Regions from separate parts of the Homo sapiens genome. Here regions 2, 3 and 4 are each linked to region 1. Evidence: chromatin contacts called from ENCODE Hi-C data. All regions are on one chromosome and are shown on one strand. The core of a region is the stretch at or near the end of the contact, and the rest is flanking DNA. Distances in the headings are between cores, read along the strand shown.

What was found. Hi-C counts contacts between places; a loop is a spot of excess contacts on that map. Pooled maps may share reads with other maps.
Region 2: a loop to region 1 is called in a pooled map, with 5 times the contacts of the local background. The contact joins the enhancer-like site here to the promoter of TUT7 in region 1. A Hi-C loop is called at or near these places in 2 of 37 single-sample maps with no recorded cell type and 6 of 50 pooled maps.
Region 3: a pooled map shows a loop between it and region 1 (3-fold over the local background). The contact joins the enhancer-like site here to the promoter of TUT7 in region 1. A Hi-C loop is called at or near these places in 6 of 50 pooled maps.
Region 4: a loop to region 1 is called in a map of CD8-positive, alpha-beta T cell, with 20 times the contacts of the local background. The contact joins the promoter of CDK20 here to the promoter of TUT7 in region 1. A Hi-C loop is called at or near these places in 2 of 168 maps with a recorded cell type or tissue (CD8-positive, alpha-beta T cell and naive thymus-derived CD4-positive, alpha-beta T cell) and 9 of 50 pooled maps.

The regions. Positions count from the first base shown.
Region 1 is chr9:86,350,593-86,356,946 of GRCh38, reverse strand. TUT7 (terminal uridylyl transferase 7) reads left to right here and starts at 2,537. Exons shown (of 27, transcript NM_024617.4): 1 at 2,537-2,676; 2 at 3,717-4,267. The coding sequence starts at 3,748. RefSeq lists a silencer at 2,279-2,458 and an enhancer at 2,479-2,688.
Region 2 is chr9:84,748,357-84,754,737 of GRCh38, reverse strand. It overlaps NTRK2 (neurotrophic receptor tyrosine kinase 2), which reads right to left. Exons shown (of 19, transcript NM_006180.6): 12 at 2,653-2,752. Among named protein-coding and RNA genes, the nearest start is that of NTRK2, 82 kb to the right of the region's middle. Within about 2 kb of position 4,442, at least 2 of the 41 ENCODE cell types and tissues checked have a DNase peak (open chromatin) inside an H3K27ac peak, as active enhancers do.
Region 3 is chr9:87,702,775-87,709,038 of GRCh38, reverse strand. It overlaps DAPK1 (death associated protein kinase 1), which reads right to left. Exons shown (of 26, transcript NM_004938.4): 25 at 5,822-6,010; 26 at 405-2,907. The coding sequence ends at 1,675. Among named protein-coding and RNA genes, the nearest start is that of CTSL, 20 kb to the left of the region's middle. RefSeq lists an enhancer at 5,302-6,264. Within about 2 kb of position 4,963, at least 2 of the 41 ENCODE cell types and tissues checked have a DNase peak (open chromatin) inside an H3K27ac peak, as active enhancers do.
Region 4 is chr9:87,972,869-87,979,036 of GRCh38, reverse strand. CDK20 (cyclin dependent kinase 20) reads left to right here and starts at 4,504. Exons shown (of 8, transcript NM_001039803.3): 1 at 4,504-4,665; 2 at 5,002-5,115. The coding sequence starts at 4,591. It overlaps LOC105376131 (a long non-coding RNA gene), which reads right to left and starts at 4,402. Exons shown (of 3, transcript XR_930088.2): 1 at 4,175-4,402.

The DNA of each region.
Region 1 (6,354 bases), core at 1,288-3,787:
ACTCAAATCAAAATTTCCAACCAGATTGTAAGAATTCCTAGGACCAATTTAAATATCCATTACAGCATAATATGGACAGAAAAAGGTATATTCTGCTGTCAATATATTTTGATTAGTACTGCATCTTATTTGAGAGAGCCTGATTTGTCCTCAAAATGAATCTTAAAAGCAACCATTAGAATAAAAGAAGTTGGGCTTTGGGAAAGACGTTGAAGAAAACGCAAATTCAAAACGTTTTATTTTTTAAATTTATTTTTGAGAGAGACAGGGTATTGCCCTGTTGCCTAGGCTGGAGTGTGGTGGCACCATCATAGCTCACTGCAGCCTCCAACTCCTGGGCTTAAGGTATCCTCCTACCTCAGTCTCCAGGGTTGCTGGGACTACAAGCAGGAGCCAAAGTGCCTGGCAAAAGTATTTTAAATCGGGCCAGGCCTGGTGGCTTACGCCTGTAATCCTAGCACTTTGGGAGGCCAAGGCCGGTGGATCACTTGAGGTCAGGAGTTCCAGACCAGCCTGGCCAACATGGTGAAACCCCGTCTCTACTAAAAATACAAAACTTAACCAGGCATAGTGGTGCCTGTCTGCAATCCCAGCTACTTGGGAGGCTGGGGCAGGAGAATCACTTGAACCTGGGAGGCAGAGGATGCAGTAAGCCAAGATCGCACCACTACACTCCAGCCTGGGCAACACAGTAAGACTCTGTCTCAAAAAAAAAAAATTAAATCCTTAGAAAGATGTATCCTCTGCTGCTGCTCTAGAACTCTAGGTGGAGGCAAAGGTTGCAGCCAGCGGAGATCATGCCACTGCACTCCAGCCTGGGCAACAGAGTGGCACTCCATCTCAAAAAAAAAAAAAAAATCCTTAAAAGTATGTATCCTCTGCTGCTACTCTAGAACTCTAGGTGGAGGCAGATTTCTAAACCAGTTCTTTTGCACAGGAATTACTGGTTTGGGTGGGGCGTGGTGACGCTGCTGTCTCAGAATTAATGTAATCATGCATCTCCACACTCCCTTTTGGACTATATTTTCAAGGCCACTGTCTGCCTGTTGAAGAGACTATCAGTTTGATCCTCACGTATTTTCACAATCAAAATATCTAAGTAAGGAATTATATAAAAGTTGTAGGAATGTGTTTTATATCACTTTTAGTATAGCCACATGGTTAATAACAGCCTCATATTCAGGGTCTGGATTGCAGCAGTGCCATTTACTTCACTGCAAGTGCTAAATGTCCTCATCTTTAAAAGTGGGATAATGATATAGTCTTCATGAAGCTGTGAGGATTAAAGAAGTTAAGGCTGGGTATGGTGGACCACCCCTGTAATCCCAACACTTTGGGAGGCCAAGTTGGGCGGATGGCTTGAGGTCAGGAATTGGAGAGCAGCCTGGGCAACATAGGAGACCCCTGTCTCTACAAAAATATAAAACAAAGGAGTTAATATTTGTAAAGCCTTCAAAACAGTTATTGGCATAGCCAGAACTTTGTGTGTTATTATTTTAAGACCATTGCTCCACAGGACCTGACAGCTTTCAATTTACATGCTTTAAAAAAGCAGAGAAATGAAAACTGTCGATTTTCCCAACGCTCCCTAATTTCACTAGTTGCTTGATGTTTTTCAAAGCATTTAGAACACTGTAAACAGCAAGGAAGGTCATACAGTAAAGAAAGAAAAAGCAACCCCGAGTTCGAGGTGTGCACTCTTCAACTCAAAAATTCGAATGTAACGCTCTCTGGTCATCCCTTGCCATTACACATATTCTTCGAAATGAACTGATTTTTTTTTTTTCCAAGTAAAAGTAATCCTTACACAACCTAAGAAAAAAGCAGAGCATTTTCCTTGACCACTTTGAGATCTGGGTGAGCAGTGGATGTTTAAATGCTGGCATTTCTACAAGGTCGGCAATTAAGAATTCACGAAAACATTAATCACTACGAATTATCAGAAAAACACCAAGAGCGCTACGAGGCCTCGGAGCCTTTACTCCCCCTGGAAGTAACCGGGGAGCACCCAGGGGCAAAGCCGAGGCCCCAAGCGCGGGGAATGCGGCTTTGCCCGACCGCTGGCTCCGCGTCCCTCTCCGGGTGCATAAGTCTTGGCTCCCGCGCCTCTCCCGAGCACTTAGCCTCCCGAGCAGAGAGGGGAACCAGAGGAGCGTCGAAGCCGGGAGAGAAAAGGGGCGGGCGCCGCTCTGGTAAGAAGTTCGGGCCTGGCCCCCAAGCGCCGGCGAACCGGCTATCCGGCGAGCCAGTAATTAGCCCGCTCCGACGGTTGCGCCCGGTGGCCAGACCCGGCGCCCGACACCTGGAGCGAGTGCGCTGGGGCGCCGGACAGGAGAGGCCAGGCTGGCAAAGGCGCGGGAGGCGGGGTCGGAGCGTGGGCGGGGCACCGCGGGGCGGGGCGCGTCGCTCGTTTCCGGTGTGCGCGGCGGAGCGCTAGGGCGGGGGCACAGTCGGCTCCCAATCGCGCACAATGAGACAGCGCTGAGCGCCGGAAGTGGGGCCGAAGGAAAACACGGAGAGGGAGCCCGGCCGGGACAGGAAGAGGCTGGGGACCGCGGCGAAGGTGGTGAGTGCTCTTGGGCGCCTTCTCCCAACGTCCCTGCCAGACTCGCCTCCGGGCTGATTCTCCAGTTGGTTTCCTGGACTCCAGAGTAGCTGTCCGGCCTGGCCCCGGAGGTACGTTGGTTCCATCCCCCGCCGGCCTCCTCGCACCAGTTTGGGTGACCGAGGAACCCCCAGGCCGGCAGAGGCTGAGCCCTCGGGTTCGAGTCCGTGTTTTCACTTTTTGTCAGACTGCGGGCGCAGAAGACGGGATTTGGGTCAAGACATTCGGCTCTGGCCCCCTGGCCGGCCGGGGGAACCCTGGAACCCCATGGAGACAGCAGGTCACTTCCTGCTTCCTGGTCCCCACGGTGGCTTCTTGGCCAGGAGTGCAGGGACGCCTCCTCTTTCTCCACGTCGGGCTCAAAAGGGTGGAAACTAAGGCAGATCGGTGGTGGAGCGGTCAGATGGGGATTGAAGAGGAGTGTCATTCCTCAGGGAATTGCTGTTCCTGACAAAACCAAACTTGTTTGGGGTTGGAGAACGGGGATTGAGGAGGTTAGATGGAGTTGTCCCTTGATCGGAAACCCAGCCTCTTTAATTACAGCTGCACCTTGGTCGGAAGCCCAGCCCCTCCGTAACCTAAGCGCTCAAAGCCGGTCTGTCCAGAATAGGGGTGGTGAAGGGACGGAAAATTGGAGTTGAGAAATGTAGTACTCCTTTCACGTAAAGTTTCGGTGTATAACACTTACAAGTAATTGCCAACTTAAAAAACAAAAGACTGTTTCGGTAGTTTAGTAATAATATTGGCTTGGGATGAGGTTTTCTTTGAAGAGAAACGCCTTGTTACAGAGGGAAAAGCCGACCATACTTGATATGAGTAATATTCTACTATGCTACAGTTCTGGAACCTATAGAGCTTCTCTTATTCACACATTTAATCTTCATGCTAAATAGTAAGTATTAATTTTCATGAAGAATATTAGAGGACCAAGCCTCCCAACCTCTAGGGTAAAGCACTGATTATTAAGAATGTGATAGAATTTTTATTTTAAAAAAATAGGGAGTTTCTTTCTTACAGGCTTTGGGGCATCTGTACGATAAATTGTTATTTTGTATACTTGTATGATATCTTGTTATATAGTTTGATATTTCCCCAAAATACCTTCTTTCAGGTGCAAAGTAAGAAAATTGAAGTCAAAGACCATGGGAGATACAGCAAAACCTTATTTCGTGAAGCGCACTAAAGACCGGGGGACTATGGATGATGATGACTTCAGAAGGGGTCACCCCCAACAAGATTATTTAATAATAGATGACCATGCTAAAGGCCATGGCAGTAAAATGGAAAAGGGCCTTCAAAAAAAGAAGATAACACCAGGGAACTATGGGAATACCCCCAGAAAAGGACCATGTGCTGTTTCCAGCAATCCATATGCATTTAAAAACCCAATCTACAGTCAACCCGCTTGGATGAATGACAGCCACAAAGATCAGAGTAAGAGATGGCTGTCTGATGAACATACTGGTAATTCAGACAACTGGAGAGAATTCAAACCTGGACCTAGAATTCCTGTTATAAACCGACAAAGAAAAGACTCCTTTCAAGAAAATGAAGATGGTTATAGGTGGCAAGACACAAGAGGCTGCAGAACTGTAAGACGACTGTTTCATAAAGACCTAACAAGCCTAGAAACCACGTCAGAAATGGAAGCAGGAAGTCCTGGTAATGTTTTCCAACTTGTCAGATCACAACCCCAGAGTCAGCAATGTTTTATTCTTTTTCATCCAAATGAGTTTTGTTATTTTCAGCAATTTAGTTTCAGTTTTTCACAGTTTCTGTTTTAAGAAATGGTCACTTAGTGTGATTATTTTAAGGATAGTAATCATGATATTTGAGCAGCTAAAACACATTTCATATGTTGATCCCTTTAAAAGTTTACTTTGCCCCAGGGCTCACTTTACGTCAGTAAACATGTTTTCTGTAACGTGTTTTTTACAGAAGAGGGTAGCTATATGCTCCAGGGGACCATATCGTAATTGCTCAGTGGTTTGTGTGTTTTCAAAATTGTGATTATAATTTTGTATTTGAATAATTAATGTGTTCATAATATAAATGACAGAATATAAAGCTTTTTTTAAAAAAAAAACTTATTTGTTGATGTAAAAACACAGTATACACTGCGTATATCTCCTGCCACAAGAGATATATCTTTTGGATGTAGTGTCAGTGTCCCGAGATGGATAATCTGAGATCTTTGTTTTTCAAAAGGGATCGTGACAAACAGGTTGAGAAACAAGTTTAGAAAGTCAGAAATAGATTCAAGCTTTGCTGTTTGGTTTCAGTAAGACCAAAACTAATTTCTCGGTGCCCTCACATGCTTGGTTAATTGCCCCAAAGGGATAATAAGGAGATAATATGTTTTTCTAAAAGTAAAAAGTAGATTTTATCCATGTGGCAACGATTTCTGCAAACAGGAAGGTTATTTTTATCTAATGGGAGATATATACCGAAATGAAATAAAGTCACAAATTGGATGGAAAAAATGAAACAATATCACAGTTGGAAACATGGACTTGTAAGTTTAGTGGCTGAAAGCGTTTTTTAGTGGTTGTATAGAATGTGTTTCAAACTGGCCAGCACTTTTAAATAAATTTTTTTAGTTTAAATGCATTCAGGGAATATGGACACTTTCTAGATCACCCGATGCCTTTTCTCTTCATGTTATCTCACAGTGGCCAGTTCATACACTGGTTACCTATAAGGTGTTTGAATTTGTGTCCCATGCGTATAGAATACTTAAAAGCCAAAAGGTCGTCTTTTATCTTTACAAGGTCTTAGGATAAAAATGAAAGTCTCAAGCACTTATTAATATTAAATGGGGGGAAATGTGCTACTTGATTTTTTTTCTTTTTTCACAGATACTTCTAGTTGTCAGATCTGTTTATTTATATTTTATTTTATTTTTTGAGACGGAGTCTCGCTCTGTCACCCAGGCTGGAGTACAGTGGCGCGATCTTGGCTCACTGCAACCTCTGCCTCCTGGGTTCAAGCGATTCTCCTGTCTCATCCCCCAAAGTAGCTGGGACTACAGGCACATGCCACCACATCAGGCTAATTTTTGTATTTTTAATAGAGACAGGGTTTCACCATGTTGGCCTGACTGGTCTCAAACTCCTAACCTCCAGTGATCCACCCACCTTGGCCTCCCAAAGTGCTGGGATTACAGGCGTGAGCCACCACATTCAGCCTGATTTTTTTTTTTTTTTTTTGAGACAGTCTCACTGTGTCACCCAGGCTGGAGGTGCAGTGATGTGACCTCCTCTCACTGTGGCCTCTGCCTCCCAGGATCAAGCGGTTCTCATGTCTCAGCCTCCCAAGTAGCTGGGACTACAGGTGCACACCACCATGCCCAGCTAATTTTTCTGTTTTTTAATAGAGATAGGGTTTCTCCCTGTTGGCCAGGCTGGTCTTGAACTCCTGACCTCAAGTGATCGACCTGCCTCTGCTTCCCAAAGTGCTGGGATTACAGGCGTGAACTACCGCGCCTGGCCCTCAGATATTTTTAAATTTGAAAATTAAGAGTATATATTAATATCAAGTAGCAGAAACAGAATGAAGTGTTATAAAGGCGTTAAGTAGTAGGGAGACATAAAACTTAAATCTTTAAGCTAGAAATAGCTTGAGGAATTATCTGATGCAGTACTCTGTTGTAATATATCAAAAATGGAATCACAGTTTTACAAATCAGGCAGCTGCAGCTCAGAGAGGTTAAATTTCCACAGACCTGTTTATGCAGCGCGGTAAATGAG
Region 2 (6,381 bases), core at 3,193-5,692, 1.6 Mb after region 1:
ACATTCTGAACAGCTCATCTGCACAGCAGCCACAAGCCTTTCACATGGTGCCTAGTCCTGGCCAAAGCTATGCACAGTTCATACCGTTGTTACTAAGAAACCACAACTAATACATTGCCTGGTTATTTTCGGAAGCATAATAGTGTTTTTACATTTTCTTCCCTTTTTTAAGCATATGTTTTTCAGTGGTAATCTCAGCTCTAATAGCATTTAAAATACACTGACTCACATTAATGTTTAAATACCACGTTTTAAGCAGTTTCATCTGCACTTGATACATGAACCATATCTTAATTTCTAGATCCCCAAAGATTTATCAACTCGACATCTGACTTGCAAAACAATAACCCTAGATCAGGCTCTTTTTATTCACATCATGCCCCAGATAGACATGTAGCTTAAAATAGAACAGTAAGCTATTCTAAAAAAAAAAAAGTCTCTGAGACAAAATTTCTAAAAATGATTTTATTTGTGTGTAGGAATGAGGGAACAAAACATACAATATGTATAGTAGTTACTGCTGTAGGAAGCCATTTACTGGCTCTGTGGCAGGGTTAAGCACACTCTTTCTTATAATTCATTAAGGATGCCCTCAGGTTATACTCAGAAAACGTAGACGCTTTAGTGGTAATCACCCCAAATTATCTAAATGAAATACTGTTTCAGCGTTAGTGCTGGAGTCTCAATATGCAACATAATTTTCTTCTCTGAAAGAAAATGTCTACGCTTTTTCTCCTCCATTGCCACATTGTAAGGAGTAGGTTGCCATTTACTGGTAATTCTGCCAGTGATTTTCCTAAACCAAGGGTGGGAAGAAGTTCCTAAATTTTGCTCCATGGATTCCCACTTAGCTTTTGCTGAGATCCCAGAAGAACCTGGGTATATCCTCTCTCCAAAAAGCTCATGGGATGAAATATTTCAAACTAAACCCTTCAAGACCAGAAACTCTAATGTTAGTTGGTAGCCTCCAGTGAAATCTATGTTTAGAGACATCCAGTCCAAGTGCCTCTAAGGAAGGAAAGCACCTGATAAACATGAGAACCGCCAAATGCCATGGTAGGGTGCGGCACACACAGAGCAGCCGCCTAGCCTGGGCCTGGGTGCAGTTGAGATATGGGGATCCCAAAATGTGTGCAAAGCTGTGGGTGAGTTTGGTTTGCGATGTCTCTACCAACATCTTGTCACATTCTGAAGGGGGCCTGGCAGCCCATGTTTATTGTAGAGAACAGTGATTCCCTACACTGTTGTGTAGAGAACACAACAACCAGGGCAAGCAGGATCAGTATTCTCCAGAAACTGTTAGAAATGCCAGCTGTCAGGTGAACACTAGGCCTGCTAAAGCAGAAACTCTAGGGGTAGCCCAGGAATCTGTGTTTTCTCAAGTCCTATAGGAGTTTTTGGCACACAGTCAAGTTTGAGAACCACCCCACAGGATGAATTAAAATCACTGTGGGGTGGTCCCTCTCCCAAGCTTTATTTATAATTGGAGAATGAAAGATCTTTCCTCCCCTGAAGAAACATCAAGGATCAGCTGGCCAAGCAGGAACCAGGACGAGGTTTTTTGAGTTATTTTAAGCCCCAATTTACCACCACTCCTCCCTGTTCATTTCTGGCTTAGAAATGTTCACAGGCACCAACAAAGGGAAAAGAGGAAACATCAGAAATAGATCTGCTCTATCCCAGATGTCAGTGTATGCTGGGCAACTTATTGCTACTGAAACATTCCCTTTCAAGTAAATAGCAATATTAGCAACATTACCCATAATTCTAACAGACCATACAGATAAAGAAAATCCACCTGACCTACTCTCCAGCACAACTAAGACACCACTAAACCTTCTTCACAGCATTCCCATTTAGACACTTTTAAATAGTGTCTATCTATAGGAGACCACACAAAATACAACACTGGCATATTATCCAATACATAAGTTTAAACTTCAGAGCAAATGGTTTTAAATCATTAAATCACTGCTCCAAGGCATTTTTTATGTAACAAGAAATTTATACAAGTTTTCCCTGTAAAATTAATTTTCCATCCTCTAAAAAAAGACAAGTTATCTATTTTGGGTCAATTAGTGCCTAATTTTTAATCTAGCCCTGCTAATTTTTCCACTTAAATAAAAAAAAAGCTATGTATTCACGAAGCTTCTATATACTGCTGATAGCTGTTCTTATTTTGCTTCATAACACTGTTGTTTAAATTTCAAAGAATGAGGATCTGGAAAAGCAGGAACAACACCAAAAGCATACCACTGAAGATTTGGGAATCAAATGTACAGCAGCATAGACCTTTCTGCACAAAATACATGTGTCCAGGTTATCCTATCCCCACTGTGTCTCACCTGCCTTTCTGGAGCAAAAGAAACATCAAGTACTATTTCTTTGTCATATCTTTATTAGTCCCTTGATACTCAAGAACCCAGTTCTGTCTCCCGGGACAACTGTTCTCATGGAAAAGTGGGTAGTGCTGAGTAATCAACATTATTTTGCTCCGTCTTGATTTGTAGTATCAAAGCCTTGTTGCTATTTTTTTAGCCTTAAAACCTAATCATCATAAATCTAGCCACTTCCTTCTTTAGTGGTAATTAGCATTAGTCATAAGCCAAAAATGATCCACATAAGAAGCTAAATAAACACAACCCTTCTTACCTTTCATGCCAAACTTGGAGTGTCTTGCCAACTTAAGCAGAAACAGCATTACCAAAAGGCAAAATCCCACCACAGACGCAATCACCACCACAGCATAGACCTAGAGAAAGGAAGGGAGGGTGGTTATAACCTTGCTAATTAGTTCCCTATAATCATATGGTGATGATGATCATGACGATGATAATGATACAGGCAGTTCATATTTATTGAATGCTTACCACTTGTTCTTATAACAGCCTTATGTACACCAACTCACTTAATCTGCGACAACCCTATAGTGAAGTATGTAAGATCTATTATTATGCCTACTTTACAAATGAGAAAACATAAGTTAAAGCTTATAAAAATGGCTATCCAATTGGCATTTTAAAAATATTACAGCTCTCTCTCCATCCATCTAAAGAGGGAGGAGAGAGAGAAAGAGAGGTGGGCAGAGAAAGGGAGAGAGAGAATATGAAATATGAACAGCAAAATACTGGTGATTTTTCTGTGTGTGTGTGTGTGTGTGACGGAGTCTCACTTTGTTGCTCAGGCTAAAGTGCAATAGCACAATCATGGCTCACTGCAGCTTCGACCTCCTGGGCTCAAGGTATCTTCCCACCTCAGCCTCCTGAGTAGCTAGGACTACAGGTAAACACCACTATACCTGGCTCATTTTTAAGTTTTTTTGCAGAGACAGGGTTTTGCCATATTGCCCAGGCTGGTGTTGAAATCCCGGGCTCAAGGAATTCTTCCACCTACACCTCCCAAAGTTCTGGGAATATAGGCATGAGCCACCGCATCCAGCCCGATAATTCTTGAAGCTGGTGAAGAATACAATGGGGTTCATTTTACTATTCTCTCTACTGAAGTGCATGTTTGAAAATTGTCCATAATAAAAGGCTATTTTTAAGGTTAGCTATTGTTGCTCTTAGAAGTCAGGGTACCCTGGGAACAGTGAGTGGCACTGGAAGGGAGCAGGAGGGCACTTCTGGGGTGAGTTCCACTTGTCAAAGCCCATTGGGTTGTAAATTTATGATATGTGCATTTTCCCATATATATGATATAAGCCTAAAAATGTTTAAGTAAGTTTAAAAATGTAATTGCCAGGTGTGGATTACACAAGTCAAGAGGGTAGATGTAGATATATGTGAATCCTCTCCCATCCCAGAGGTAGAGATGACAGAGGTACACATAGAAATGCGATCACTCTGCTACCATTGCTGCTGACCAAGGCATGATGCTCCTCTAAGTGCATCTTAACATTTTAGAGCAAAGTTGTCAGCGGCACTATGTGTCTCCTTCCAGTCTTACTCAGCCCAAAGTCCTGCTTCCAAAAACAGTTGGCTTCTCTAAACCAGGAGTTGGCAAACTTTTGCTGTAAAGGTCAGATGGTAAATACTTCAGGCTTTGCCAGCCTTGCAGTCTCTGTCGCAACTAAGGATCCAGCTCTGCCGGTGGAGCATGAAAGCAGCCAATGATGATATGTAAACAAATGGGCATAACTGTGTTCCAATAAAACTTTATTTACAATGGCAGCAGCTGGACTTGAACATAGTCGCCAATGCCTGCTCTGAGATTTCTTAGAGAGCCATTCTGGCTTAAGAATCTGCACAACAATTTTTAAGATGGATATTATTATCCCTATCCATAGTAATCATTAATGCTGTTTGTCTAATATTTCTGGTTTTCTCTGTGTTTCTCTTTGTAGGATACATTTCCTGGCTTGCTTGTGGTTAAGTGGTTCATGTGACTAGTTCAGACTTGTGTCACTGCCAGGGTGTAGAACTTCACTTCTTGTCCAAGATCTTAGTCTAAGGCAGTGTTTCTCAACCAGGGACAATAATATTGCCATCCAGGGGACACTTGACAATTTGGGGTTGTCACAACGAGGGGGAAAGTACTACTAGCACCTAGTGGGTAGAGGCCAGGCATTATTAACATCCTACTGTGCCCAAGACAGCCCCCCAAACAAAGGATTATTTATCCCCAAACGCCAATAGTGCCAAGGTTGAGGAACCCTGCTCCACCTGCTCCACAGTGCTCTTTATCTCTGTCATAAAGAAAAAGGCTAACCTTTAAAAATGTGGATGCTTTGTCATCCACAGTCCTGGAACAAGGACAAGGCTGAACAGAGCTCCTAGCCAATACACGAAATGAAGCAAGAAAGAAAACTTTGTTGTTTTAAGTCCCCAAGATGTGGAGGTTTTGTTACTGCAGCATAGCTTATTCTGACTGATATACCCATCTCATAGTGAGAAGCATTATAGGGTAGAGATTAAGACCATGGGTTTTTCCTGAGTATAAAATCTAGATTTCTCACTCTGCTGCATGACTTCAGAATTACTTAACCTCTCTGCATCTCATAATCTTCATGTGTAAGATGGAGAATATAATTATTCTACTTTGTAGGTTATTGTAAATCCTCAATGAGTTAATGCAGGTAATGGGTTTGGAACAGTATCTACTACAATATATAATAAATTAATGTTAGCTGTGATGATGATGATGAAAAAACTAAGATTTACAAAAAAATTAAGTAAGCTGCTCACAGTCACACCTTCTGAGCTTGGAAATGGAACCAAGTCTGCCCAAGTATAAATCCTGTGATTTATCCACTACACTGTCTCTGCAAAGCATGTGGTTGAGAATGAAGGCAGGAAAATAAAAACATATGGCTAATTCTCCCAGGACACCATCTTTCATGTCAGATGAGAAGAGCATTAAATAAATCACAGAGCACAAAAAGAAGACATACAAAGCTCTTGGCCAGTGTGGAGCAAAAGTAATGATCATTCTCTTCTCTGGTACTTTAACTGTGAGTATATCTCCCCAAAAACGCTTCTGCAAATGTTTGAGTATAGACTTTTTTTTTTTTGAGACGGAGTTTCGCTCCTGTTGCCTAGGCTGGAGTGCAATGGTGCGATCTTGGCTCACCACAACCTCCGCCTCCTAGGTTCAAGTGATTCTCCTGCCTCAGCCTCCCTAGTAGCTGGGATTATAGGCATGTGCCACCACACCTGGCTAATTTTGTATTTTTAGTAGAGACGGGGTTTCTCCATGTTGGTCAAGCTGGTCTCGAACTCCCAACCTCAGGTGATCCGCCTGCCTCAGCCTAAGTCCTGGGATTACAGGCATGAGCCACCATGCCCAGCCAATACAGATCTAACTCCGTCTCTGCAGCCTATATACAAACAGAATGGTAGCAACTCCTACAAAGCTAATTATGGATAAACGTAACCATTTCACTCAAGCTGACCTCATGACTTTGGGTGTTTTTTAAAAATCTTTATTTCTAACTAATGTTTTCATGGGAAAGAGATCATAGTATTTTAGCTATAAGTTTCTTTATTATTAAATTGCAGACTTCTACAGATAGATGGAGAATACCTAAATAAACAAAGTCAAACTCCATTTGATAAATAAGAAAACTGCGATGGGGGAGGTTAGATGACTTGGCCTGAAAGTCCCCCAACCATGCAGCAGTACCACAGTACAGTCTCTTCCCTGCTTTGGACAGTCCTTAACTGGGATTTAGGAGTCCTAGATCCCTGCGTTCACAGGACACCTTGCTTTTACCAGTCATGACAGCTAGAAGAGATGCTTCACTTATCCAAGCTTCTGCTTCTTCATTAGACAGTAATGCCTGCCCTGGCTTCTCTGCCTAGTTATAGAATGTGTAAGTCAACCTAGAAAATGGGAAGTGGGCTCTACTGCTGAAAAGCAGCTAAGGATCTGTAAACAAATACT
Region 3 (6,264 bases), core at 3,714-6,213, 1.3 Mb before region 1:
AAACATAAATGAACTATAAATGTAAGAAAGGCACGAAGGTCTTTTTGCTGTAGGTTTTCTCTTCCTCCTGGTGCCATCCCCATCATTTTTGTGTAGAAGTCGCAAAGCTTCCTCTGTTCCCTGTTGCCAAAACTAAAAGAGTCAGTTTGGTTTTTTGGTTCACCCGAGAAAAATCTAAGGGGCCTGTTTTATTTACAATGGGAAGAAATGTGAAAATTATCTGAACTCTTTTCACTTTCCCACACCATTCCTAATTTGAGTAATAATCGGCATCTCAATAACCCTGAGAGTTGAGGTGTAATGATTTTCTAGGTTTTGGACTGGGTTGTCCTGCTATGTGGGGTGACAACAGTAAAACCACAACAAGTAAAAAGAAATCCTTTTGAATTAAAGATCAAAAAAACTAATGCAACGAGCAACAGTTTATTTATAAAAAAAGAAAAAAACAAACAACTTTTTAACGACATTTTATAGATTAAGTAAAAATACCAGTATTAATATATATGTATATACATAGTGCATATATATATATACATATGATATAACATTAACATTACATGCTTCTCAGGACAGAAGAATTAGGACATGTTCCCTCCTATCAATTTAAAACTCGATCACAATTTAAAATCATGGAAGAAAACTTGCTTCCTTTATTTTCTGCTTTTAGACTTCAAGTACAGGAAGTTATGAAACCAGGATCTAAATGTGGAAACCATCTGCTATGCACCAATTATAAGGGACTGCCACAAATGATGAGTCAGGGGTCTTCTGAATTCTTACATAGGTCTCTGTAACCCTACAACTGTGTCAACCTTCTACCTGAGATGAGAGGGAATGATGAAGCATGACAGTGTGTAGGTTTCATGTGGACGTTCACATTGACATTGGAACAAAAGCAAACGGAAAAATGTCTTCCTAGAGCAACAACACTGATCATAAAATCACCCTGGAGGAGGATTCCCTTCTCCCCTTTCCTTGCCAAACAAAACAGAAAAACTGTCAGAAAACAATACAAAACAAAACTCAGGGTGAAGCACCTCTGGCGATGATCAGCATACAGCAAGGGACAGAGAGGTAGCGTTTCCTTGGTGACAGCTCCTGGCTGACTCCGATGATTTCAAACACACCCTCTTCTGCAAAAGGCACTCACATATTGTCTGTTTATAAATCATACAGTGGGATTCCATACATGGGAGTTTCTCCTACAAATATAAAAGAGATAAGCTGAGGAAATGGTATAACAAAGAAAAGCGTATAAGAAATACACATTTTGGATAAATATGCACTTTTCTTTTTTAAAGGACAATCAATATAGTAGTTAAAAAAAATGTCATTGAAAAGTTAGGAATTCCAGCAAAATTATCAGTAAGAAGCAAGGTACTGGAGGATGAGAGATGGAGTCCAAAACACTGAGAGGAGGTACACTAGCTTTTCAAGCGGCCAAAGTAAAAGATCTGTTCTGCTCTTAAACTGCAATGACCATCCACAGACAACGGAATGAGACGGGGAGGGAGGTAGCGGCAGAGAAACAGGTCAAGCCGGAGGGAGGAGTGGCATCCCCCTGGCTGTGGGTGCAGGAAGAAACACCCTCAGCATCTCCAAAGGGAAGGATGGGCTACATCACCCCCTTGCTTCTGCAGTCCAAACAGACCCTGCCCAAGCCAGAGGCTGCCCTCACCGGGATACAACAGAGCTAATGGAATTGTAAGAGGTGCCGCTGTTGCAGCTCGAGGCATAGGCCTCCTGGCCATTGCCATCCAGGTTGATTTTGAACACAGAGGATGCCTTCAGCAAAAAGTCTGCGGCATCCCGGCGACCCAGCTCCCTCAGTTTGGACATGAGGGTGCCCACTGTGCTCTCAGGGTAGGTGGTCCATTCCCGCAGCAGGGCGTGGAGGGGGCTGGGGAGGAAATCCTTGGGAGCCCCGTTACTGGTGTTGTACTTTGCCACGAGGTCAGGGAGGCCTAAGTTCATGGCGAGAAGGCACCAGTCCTTCCCCAGGGGGTCGGGCGGGTCCAGCAGGCGACTCAGTTTCCTCCGAGTGAGGAGGTTCAGGTCTGATGCATGGATGTCCATGCCGAGGCTGGCCTGTGAGTAGACGTCGTGACACCCGAAGCACATGATGCTGCTGAAGCTTTCCTTGTACCCCCCCATGGTGTTGGTCAGTGAGGTTTCCTTCAGAGTCTGTGCCCGGAAGAAGTCCCGTGGCTGGTAGATCATGACGGGCTCATGGTGCTCCCGCAGCTGCTGGGGGCTCAGGTAATGCTTCACGGTCAGGAGCCCTGGCAGCGTGGTGGCCATGACGTTCTCAATGGTGCTGCACACCGAGTCCAGCAGCAGGCAGCACTTGATCTTCTCCGTCTCCAGGCCGCGGACCTGGACCTCAATGCCCTGGCCGTGGTTGACCAGCAGCACCAGCAGCTCGGCCCCACGGTTGGCCAGCTTGCAGCCATTCACCCACAGGCGGATGTCCGCGTCGCCCTCTGTGCTTTGCTGGTGGATCCACCGGCACAGGTTCACCTGGACCTTGTGAAAGATGCCACATGGGAAGGGGGTGAGGTGTTCCACGGGCACGATGCGCACGCCACCATACACCATCACCTCGTCCTCCTCATCAGCCCAGGAGCGGTGCAGGTTGTCTGTCTTGATCAGGGCTGGGACGTCCACCATGGTCCCGCTGCTCAGGTCCCGGGCGCAGATGTCCATGGCATCGAGGATCTGCAGCAGCTCCTCCACGTCGCTGTCGGGCACCAGGCGCTGGATGTCCTCCACGGTGTAGCGGCCCCGGTAGTGGTGCAGCGCCCGTGGGGTCTCCACGGACAGCAACTTCCCCAGGACGTTTGTGCAGAGCCAGCGGGGGTCCAGGAGCAGCACGTCCTGAACTGTTTCACTTTGCATGATGTTGATCTGCGGGGGGACAACAGAAAGTCACGCTTAGGGACAGAGCCCTGGCCAGGTGCACCAGCCACTTAGAGCACTAAAGGGCCTGATGCCGGCAACAGAGGCTGAGCAGATGCTCTAAGGAGTGACCCAAGGCCATTCCACGTGGATGCGTCTCAAAAACCAAACACCGAGTGGAGAAAAGCAGCTTGAAAATGTCAGAATAGAGATTCTGAAAAACAACTCCCCTGAAGTCTTCAAAAAGGCCAGCGAAATGAAAGAAGAAAAAAAAATGGGAGATGGCAACCAAATGCAATGAGTGATTTTAGACTGGATTCTGAATCCCAAAATAAGTACATAAATAAAAATAGCTTTAAAAGAAATTATTGGGACCAGTGGCAAACCCTTGTATGAGGATGATATATTCAATCATAGTACTATATTAATGTTATGTTTCTGGAATCATCAATTATATTGGGTTATGTGGGAAAATATCCTTCTCCTTAGGAGATATAGGCTAAATTATTTAGGGAAGAAATGTCATCATGTCTGCAAAATAAATAAGTAAATAAATAGAAAGGAAAGGAATCGAGCAAATGTAGCAAAATGTCAACAACTGATCAGCTTAAATGTAGTAGGCTGGGCACCGTGACTCATGCCTGTAATCCCAGCACTTTGGGAGGCCGAGGCGGGTGGATCACTTGAGGTCAGGAGTTTGAGACCAGCCTGGCCAACATGGTAAAACCCTGTCTCTTCTAAAAATACAAAATTTAGTTGGGTGTGATGGCTTGTGTCTGTAGGCTGAGGCAGAATCACTTGAACCCAGGAGGCGGAGGCTGCAGTGAGCCGAGATTGTGCCACTGCACTCCAGCCTTGGCAACAGAGTGAGACTCTATCTCAAAAAAAAAAAAAAAAAAATTAATTAATTAATTAAAAAAATAAATAAATGTAGCCTATATGAGAGTTCATGGTACTATCCTTGCAACTTCTCTAAAGGCTTGAGAACATTTTCAAAAAAGAGTCAGAACATTCTATTATTATACCATTATGTGAATGTTTAACACACACACATAGAAAAGGCCTGAAAGGATATGCTGCCATGATAATAGTTGGCCTCCGAGAAGGGGAGAGAGGAGTGAGACCAGAGATGATGGCCCAAGGGGACTTTAGCTTTTTGGTTGTGTTTATTTCTTAAAAAAATAAAAAGAAAGGAAAAAAAAGTGACAAAAAACAGAAGGAACTTTCCCTTTATGGAAGAGTTCTGCTTCCTTTCTTGGAGAGTGGCCATCGCCCTGGACTCCCTCACTTGGAGGCTCTGACCCCACCGGTGACCACACAGTAATTTCCTGCCCACAGTCTGGCTTAAACCTGAAAGATGCCCCCTGTCTAAGAGTCTATTCAGAATTGAACCTAGGTTGAAAATTCCTGGAGGGCAGAGCCAATATTGATCTAGTTCCTGATACAGCATTTGCTGGAATACCATTTGCAGTTTGGTCCTAAACACTGCTCATCGCCTCAGGCTCAGGAAAGACGAAACTGTCCCATAGTGGAGGAGAACAGGGAGCTAAGACAGTCAGCTAAACGTAGTGTGGGACCCTGGGCCAGAAAACAGAGTCAGAAGGGCCACTGGGGAGTTCTGAAGATCTGCAAATTAGATACGGAAGGCAGGTCTGGAGGAGGCCCGGGGCCAATCAAAGTCGGGCCACACAATGTAGTTCCTGCTGCCTAATTACCCTCCTTCTTTACATCTTCATTTACTTACTAAACTCTCAAGGGCAAGCAGGGATGTAATGACAAATAAAGGAGACTATATGATATGATCTAGAAAGTTGCTGGTCTACTACTAGAAAGCAAGGGACTCCTGTGCCAAAGGAGTTTAGAATTAGAATTGACACATTTTTTACATCCAGCAGTATCTTGTCATCTAAGATGTGGTCCTTCACCTGTGTTCTTCCTTGGATTCAATCACTTTAAAGTATTCCTGGATGAGTTGGCAGATTCTCTGGCCATTTAACTGGGAGTTTAAAGGCTGATGAAATTACTGCCCGGCGACTCCAGTTTTCAAGGTCACTGGCTTGTGGATTCAGGTTTAGTTTCAAGAAATTTGTATGACTCATACAAACTGGCTATAGGGCCAGACCTGGCACCTGAGATTGGGGAGGTAAGCATCTGGCTTTTAATAATCTCAGAGCTGCTTTTAGTTGCAATATTCAGAACCGCTCTTCTTGGCCCACACTAGTTCATGTAGGCTCCCAATTTCACATGGTGGAGAAACACGAAGGCACTGCCCCCGTTCCTGGGACAGGCATATGATGCCATTAGAACAGGGTTTCCAAACCGCGCCCTGGTGCTCAATGTCACAGAACCAGAGCAAAGCCTCCCATTCTCAATCATTTCTGCTGGGCATTGCTTGCTAGAGTTTTTTAATGTGCATCTTTAATTATGATTACTCTGTGTATCTGTGCACCAGAGTTCTCTGTCTTTGTATCTCCAGACATTGCCTCCACAAGGACACCTCACTGCCTTTTCTCAACTGTTTTCCCACCCAGGAGATCTGTGTGGAGCTGATGACTCCACGCTGATACAAAGAAGCCATCCTGAAGGCTGCCAGGAGTAGCAGATTAAGTTCCTGGTGCCCAGGGGGAGTGAAGAGAGACCCAGTCACCCAGGGCAGTGGGCACTGCACTCCCAAACTAACAGACTCTGGAAATAAAAGCAAAACACGACAAGACAAAATGACAGCTCCTAAGGTGAGCCGAGAACTGCAGTTCAGAGCGTCACTTGAGGCTGTGTTTGTCACACGTGTGGAAATGTTGTAGGTTAGCTGGACCATTTCCACACTGCTTCCCCAGGCTCACACCACTTCCAAGAGCTGGAATTTGGGACAGGCTGAGTCCCTGGCACCTCTCACGGCCCCCTGCCTGGGCTCCCAGGGGCTCACCTCGCCTGTGCTGTGGAGCTGCTGAGCAATGCGCCTGAGGTCCTCCTCGCTGGCCAGGGGGTTCAGCTGGTCCTGCACGTCGTACACAAACTGCTGCAGCGACATCAGCTGGTTGGGTCCATTGAGCTTCCTCCAGGAAGGCAGCGTGGAGATGATTTTCTCACACAGGTGAGTCATGGGAGGACAGACCTAGAGGGGGCAGGGCCAGACAGGTTAACTCACCTGCAGCTGTGGGTGCCCTGAGCAGAGCCACAGTGGAAAGGACACCTTTCATTCAGGCGCCTTGCAGGTGATTTGATGAACGAGTGGGTTTTTTTGTTGTTGTTGACGTTTTTTTTTCTTTTTTTAGACTGGGTCTCGCTATTGCCCAGGCTGGTCTCAAACCCTTGGGCTCAAGTAATCCTCTTGTCTCAGTCTCCTGAGTAGCTCCGACTACAAGTACA
Region 4 (6,168 bases), core at 3,255-5,754, 1.6 Mb before region 1:
AATTCTGCAAAAAAGAAATCCCATGGAGATTCCATTAAACCTTTAAATTGTTTTCAGTAGTATTGACATATTCAAAATATTAAGTCCTTCAGTCCATGAACACAAGATGTCTATTTATTTGTGTCTTTCTTTCAGCAACATTTTTTAGTTTTCAACCTATGAGTCTTTTGCTTCCTTATTTACTCCTAAGTATTTTATTCTTTTTGATATTATTGTAAATGGAATTATTTTCTTAATTTCTGTTTCAGAGTGCTCATTGTTAGTATATAGAAACTATTGATTTTTGCATATTGATTTTGAATCTTGCTACTCTGTTTATCTTGTTTATTAGTTTTAACAGTTTTTTGTGGCATATTTAGGATTTTCTACATATATTATCATGTTGTCTCTAGACAGAGATAGTTTTTTCTTTCCAATTTGGATGCTATTTATTTATTTACCTACATTCATTTATTTATTTATTAGACGGAGTCTCACTCTGTCACCCAGGCTGGAGTGCAGTGGTGCGATCTCGGCTCACTGCAACCTCCGCCTCCCGGGTTCAAGCGATTCTCTTGCCTCAGCCTCCCAAGTAGCTGGGACTACAGGTGCGTGCCACCATGCCCGGCTAATTTTTGTATTTTCAGTAGAAATGGGGTTTCGCCATGTTGGCCAGGCTGGTCTTGAACTCCTGACCTCAGGTAATCCACCTGCCTCAGCCTCCCAAAGTGCTGGGATTACAGGCATGAGCCGCTGTGCCCGGCCTATTTATGTATTTATTTATTTATTTTTCTAATTGCTTTGGCTAGGACTTCCAGTATTATATAAAATAAAAGCGGCAAAAGTGAGGATCCTTGACTTGTTCTTGATCTTAGAGGGAAAGCTTTCAATCTTTCACCATTGAATGTAATGTTAACTGTGGGCTTTTCCTGCATGGCCTGTATTATGTTGAGGTGGTTTTCTTGTATTTATAGTTTGTTGAGTGCTTTCTTCATTAAAGAGTGTTGAATTTTGTCAAATGCTTTTTCTGCATCAATTGAGATTATCGTCTCCTTTTACCATTTCTTGAAGAGAATAGTGAAATAACTCCCATTACCATAATCATACTAGTCTTTGTGCTGTGATGTTATGCACAAAATGGTGCTTCATAAAGCATTTGATAATTGTACGACAGTCTTATGTGTGGGAAGATAAGTAAAATTTAGTCATGTAAAAGTCATTATGCAGTTATTGATTTGGCAAAAAAAAAAAAAAAAAGAAAAAAAAGAAAAAAGTCACTAGTCCAATAAAAAGGCATTTGCTTTGAAACTTTTCTTGAACCTCAAACTAGCTAGTAAAACTTGACAAAGTGGAGCCGTGTGTGGTGGCTCAGGCCTGTAAGTCCAGTACTCTGGGAGGCCAAAGTGGGAGGATCCCTCAAGCCCAGGATCAGCCTGGGCAACATAGAGAGACCCTGCCTCTACAGGCGTGGTGGTACGTGCCTGTGGAAAAAAGTGCCAGTTTTTCCAAGGGGTTGTATGAACTTGCACTCTTAGCAGCAGTGTATGAGAGTTCAAGTTGCTCTTTGCTAGCATTTGGTATTATCTATCTTTTTCATTTAAACTATTCTAGTGATTACAATAACACTCTGTTGTGGTTTTAATATGAAATTCCCTTCTAGTCAGGGAAGTTAAACACACATATTGCAAAATTTATTGGCTGTTCAGGAATCACCTTTTGCGAAGTGTCTATTCCAGGTTTTTCTAATTTTTTTTTTGTAAGATTGTCTGCTTCTTCTTCAGTGTTATAATAAAAGTTCTCTATAAATTCTACATGTGAGTCCTTTGTCAGATATATGTATTACAGTTCTCTTTTGCCTTTCTGTGGCTTTCTTGTTCACTCTCTAATGGTATCTTTTTTTTTTTTTTTTTAATTTGAGATGGAGTCTCACTCTGTCACCCAGGCTTGAGTGCAGTGGCGTGATCTTGGTTCACGGCAACCTCCACCTCCTGGATTCAAACAACTCTCCTGCCTCAGCCTCCTGAGTAGCTGGGATGACAGGTGCATGCCACCATGCCTGGCTAATTTTTGTATTTTTAGCAGAGACAGGGTTTCACCATGTTGGCCGGGCTGGTCACGAACTCCTGACCTCAACTGATTCTCCCATGTTGGCCTCCTAAAGCGTTGGGATTACAGGTGTGAGCCACTGTGCCTGGTCTCTAATGGTATCTTTTGATGAATAGATATTCTTAGCATTGATGAAGGCCAATTTCTCATTTTTGTTTTTCTTTTAGTGTATTCTGTAACCTAAGGATCTTGAATTAATCCAAAGCCATTAAGATATAATTTTCTTCTAAAAGCTTCATTATTTACCTTTTATATTTAGATTGCAGTCCATCTGGAATCAATTTTGTGAATGGTGTGAGACTGGGGTCAATATACATTATTTTCCCCTTATGACTTCTCAAATGACCCAGCACTATTTGTGAAGACCATCCTTTCCCTACTGTATCTTTTTTTTTTTGTTTGTTTTTTTTGAGACCAAGTTTTGCTCTGTCGCCCAGGGTGGAGTGCCTTGGCACAATCTCGGCTCACTGCAACCTCCGCCTCCTCCATTCAAACGATTCTCCCGCGTCGGCCTCCTGAGTAGCTGGGACTACAGGCCGAGTGCCACCATGCCCGGCTAATTTTTGTATTTTTCGTACAGGCAGGGAGTTTCGCCATGTTGGCCAGGCTGGTCTCAAACTCCTGATCTCAAGTGATCCGTAGGACTCGGCCTCCCAAAGTGCTGGGATTACAGGCCTGAGCCACCATGCCCAGCCTATCTTCGCCAGTTTTAATGCTAAAAACTATTCCATTCTATGGCACTCCCTTAACTTAACTTAGCCATTTTTCCATCTGGGTATTTGGGTTGTTTTCAGATCTCTGCTATCATCAAACAGGAGGAATACTTTGTATGGACATCAAGTCATTCTTCTGCAATTATTAACCCAGAAGTGAAATTTCTAAGCTAGAAAATATTTGCTTTTTTGGAAAATTAATAAATTATATTCAAAACTCAAATAATGTAAAGAGACCCAGTGAAAAGTCTGCCTCCTATTCTGTCCCCCTGTCCTCCCAGTCCCTCTTCCACCAGGTAACCACACTCAGGAAATCTTGTGTATCTTTCCAGATATCTTGTAATGGATGTACAAGCATTATTTATATTCTTTTCTCCTTTTGTTTACACAGCCAGTGGTACTCTATGCATTCTGTCCTGCATCTTGCCTTTTTCATTTAACAACCTATTTTAGAAATCTTCCCATTGCTGTACATAAAAAGATTTAATACCTCATTTGAAGGAGGCACCACAATGATGGACATCTGTGTTGTTTCCAATAGTTTGCCGTTGAAACAACGTTGCAATGGAATAACTTTGTACATGTCATTTCACATGTGTAAAAGGTGTCTATTGGGGAAATTGCTAGAAGTGGCTTTGCTGAGTCTGAGGGTCTGTGCATTTGTGATTTGATCAACATCGTCAAATTATACTGCCACCAGCAATGTATGAAAGTGCTTGTTTTCCCGTAGCTTGGTCAATGAACTATTAGACCTGAGATCTTTAGCCATCCAATATGTGAAAAACTGTAACTTTAGTTTGCATTTGTTTATTGTATGTGAAGTTGAGCATCCTTTCAGAAGTTTAAGGCCTACTCTGTCCTGTCTGGGTCAGAGTATGCCCTTTTATTTTATTTTTAGTTTTAGTTTTTGAGACAGAGTCTCGCTCTGTCACCCAGGCTGGAGTACGGTGGCGCAATCTCGGCTCACTGTAACCTCTGCCTCCCGGGTTCAAGCGATTCTTCTGCCTCAGCCTCCTGAGTAGCTGGGATTACAGGAGCACGCCACCACGCCCGGCTAATTTTTTTTGTATTTTCAATAGAGACGGGGTTTCACCATGTTGGTCAGGCTGGTCTCGAACTCCTGACCTGATGATCCGCCCGCCTCAGCCTCCCAAAGCGCTGGGATTACAGGCGTGAGCCACCGTGCCCGGCCCTCAGAGTATGCCCTTTTAAAAATCTGTGGGTACACGTAGCCAACTGACATTTTAAGACAAGAGGACCCACAGACCCTCTTTCCACAACGCAGCCCGGGACCTGTCTGTCTGCATCAATAGTGCCTGGCTTTCGGAGCTAGAAAACAGCACCTGCGCGTGGTCGAAGCCTGAACCTCTACTTACAGGTGCGGAGCTTCCGGCTTGCCAGGGGAAGGAGCCCGCCCCTCCCGGCTGCGTGCACCAGCGCAGCTAGTCACGTGACGCCGGGGGCGGGGGCAGATAGGAGGTGCCTGCTGTCATCGTTCCGTGGGCCCTGCTGCGGGCACGCTCTCGGCGCATGCGTTTTTTATGCGGGATTAAGCTTGCTGCTGCGTGACAGCGGAGGGCTAGGAAAAGGCGCAGTGGGGCCCGGAGCTGTCACCCCTGACTCGACGCAGCTTCCGTTCTCCTGGTGACGTCGCCTACAGGAACCGCCCCAGTGGTCAGCTGCCGCGCTGTTGCTAGGCAACAGCGTGCGAGCTCAGATCAGCGTGGGGTGGAGGAGAAGTGGAGTTTGGAAGTTCAGGGGCACAGGGGCACAGGCCCACGACTGCAGCGGGATGGACCAGTACTGCATCCTGGGCCGCATCGGGGAGGGCGCCCACGGCATCGTCTTCAAGGCCAAGCACGTGGAGGTGAGGCTGGACCGCGGCCGGCAGCCTGGCGGGGGTGTGCCCCCGCCACCCTCCGGCTAACGCTCTAAACTGTTTCGGTTCCCTTTTTACATCCAGTACAGTTTTTAAAACCTACTCATATTCTAAACCTACTTTGGGCCGTTGCGCTTCCCTCCGCACAGCTGGCTTGGTCCCCTACCCCAGCGGCTGGGTCCCAGGCTAGTCCTAGACCCCCGAGGAGGGCCTCTGGCCGAGCCGGGGGCGCGTGTCTCTCTCTCAACCACCTTCCCCTCACCCACCTTCATCTCTCTTTCCCAGCCGAGGGTGGGCTGGCAGTGTCTGCCTTCTATCCTGCAGACTGGCGAGATAGTTGCCCTCAAGAAGGTGGCCCTAAGGCGGTTGGAGGACGGCTTCCCTAACCAGGCCCTGCGGGAGATTAAGGCTCTGCAGGAGATGGAGGACAATCAGTATGTGAGTAGGGGAGGGGGGGCATGGTATTCTCACCCTCAGTCGCTCGTTCCCACTTCTTTGTGCCTTCATTTTCCCAGCTACGCCTTCACCAGCTTTCAGGGATTTCCTCCCGCTGTCACTCACACACACTGCTCATTCATCTGCCTCCTTACCCCCTTTTGCCCTTTTTTGTCCACTTGTTCACCTTTATTTACCTATTTCTTTCATTTCTCACACATTCACTCTCATTTGCCTACTTATTTCTTAATGTATTCATTCATTCACCGACTTTTTTTCTCAAAACATGTAGTGATTTATAATGTAACTAGCACCTATTGAGCTCCCGATGTGTTCTGCAGGCATTATATACATTGTCATTTTGAGACCTCTTTACTACTGTACAAGGCAGGTTTCCAGATCTCTGTTTCTCAGGTGAGAGGAGGAGGTTATGTCACCAGCTCTTGGGCCCTCCGTTAGTCAGTAGAGGGTTTGGCCCAGGTTTGATTGAGAGTCCATTCTTCCCTTGGGACCTCCCATAGGCTCTACCCTGTGTTGGGCACTGGTGACACAGAGAAACCAGCTCCAGCCCAGCTCCTGAGGACTTAAGTGTGCTAACAAGAGACAGAGGCAACAGGGCCCACCTAGTGTGGTTCGTGCTGTGATAGGGTACCGGGAGGGGCTGCTGGAACACGAAGAGGGGCATCTTTCACCCCTAGTGTCATTACTCTTTTGGTGCTCTCTCTCACCCATGTCGAAATAGGGAATGTATTTGACTCCCTGGAGAGTTAACAGGGTTGGGTCTCTGTGATCTGGAGATATGCATGATATATTGGATGACAAAAGCATGTTATAAAATTTTGTGTCATCTGGGTTTTGTTTGGAAATATTATATATGTGAATGTGTATTTGTGTGTGCCATATCTGTTGTAAAGTCTGGTAGAATACACTCTAAGATTGACTGTAGGATTTTTCTTTTGTTCTTTTTCTGTTGGATTTTATGTCTTACCTGAATGTGTGCATGTGTTTTGATCTGTTAAATGGTTGTGTACTACCTGAAAAATCCGAAAACAGCAA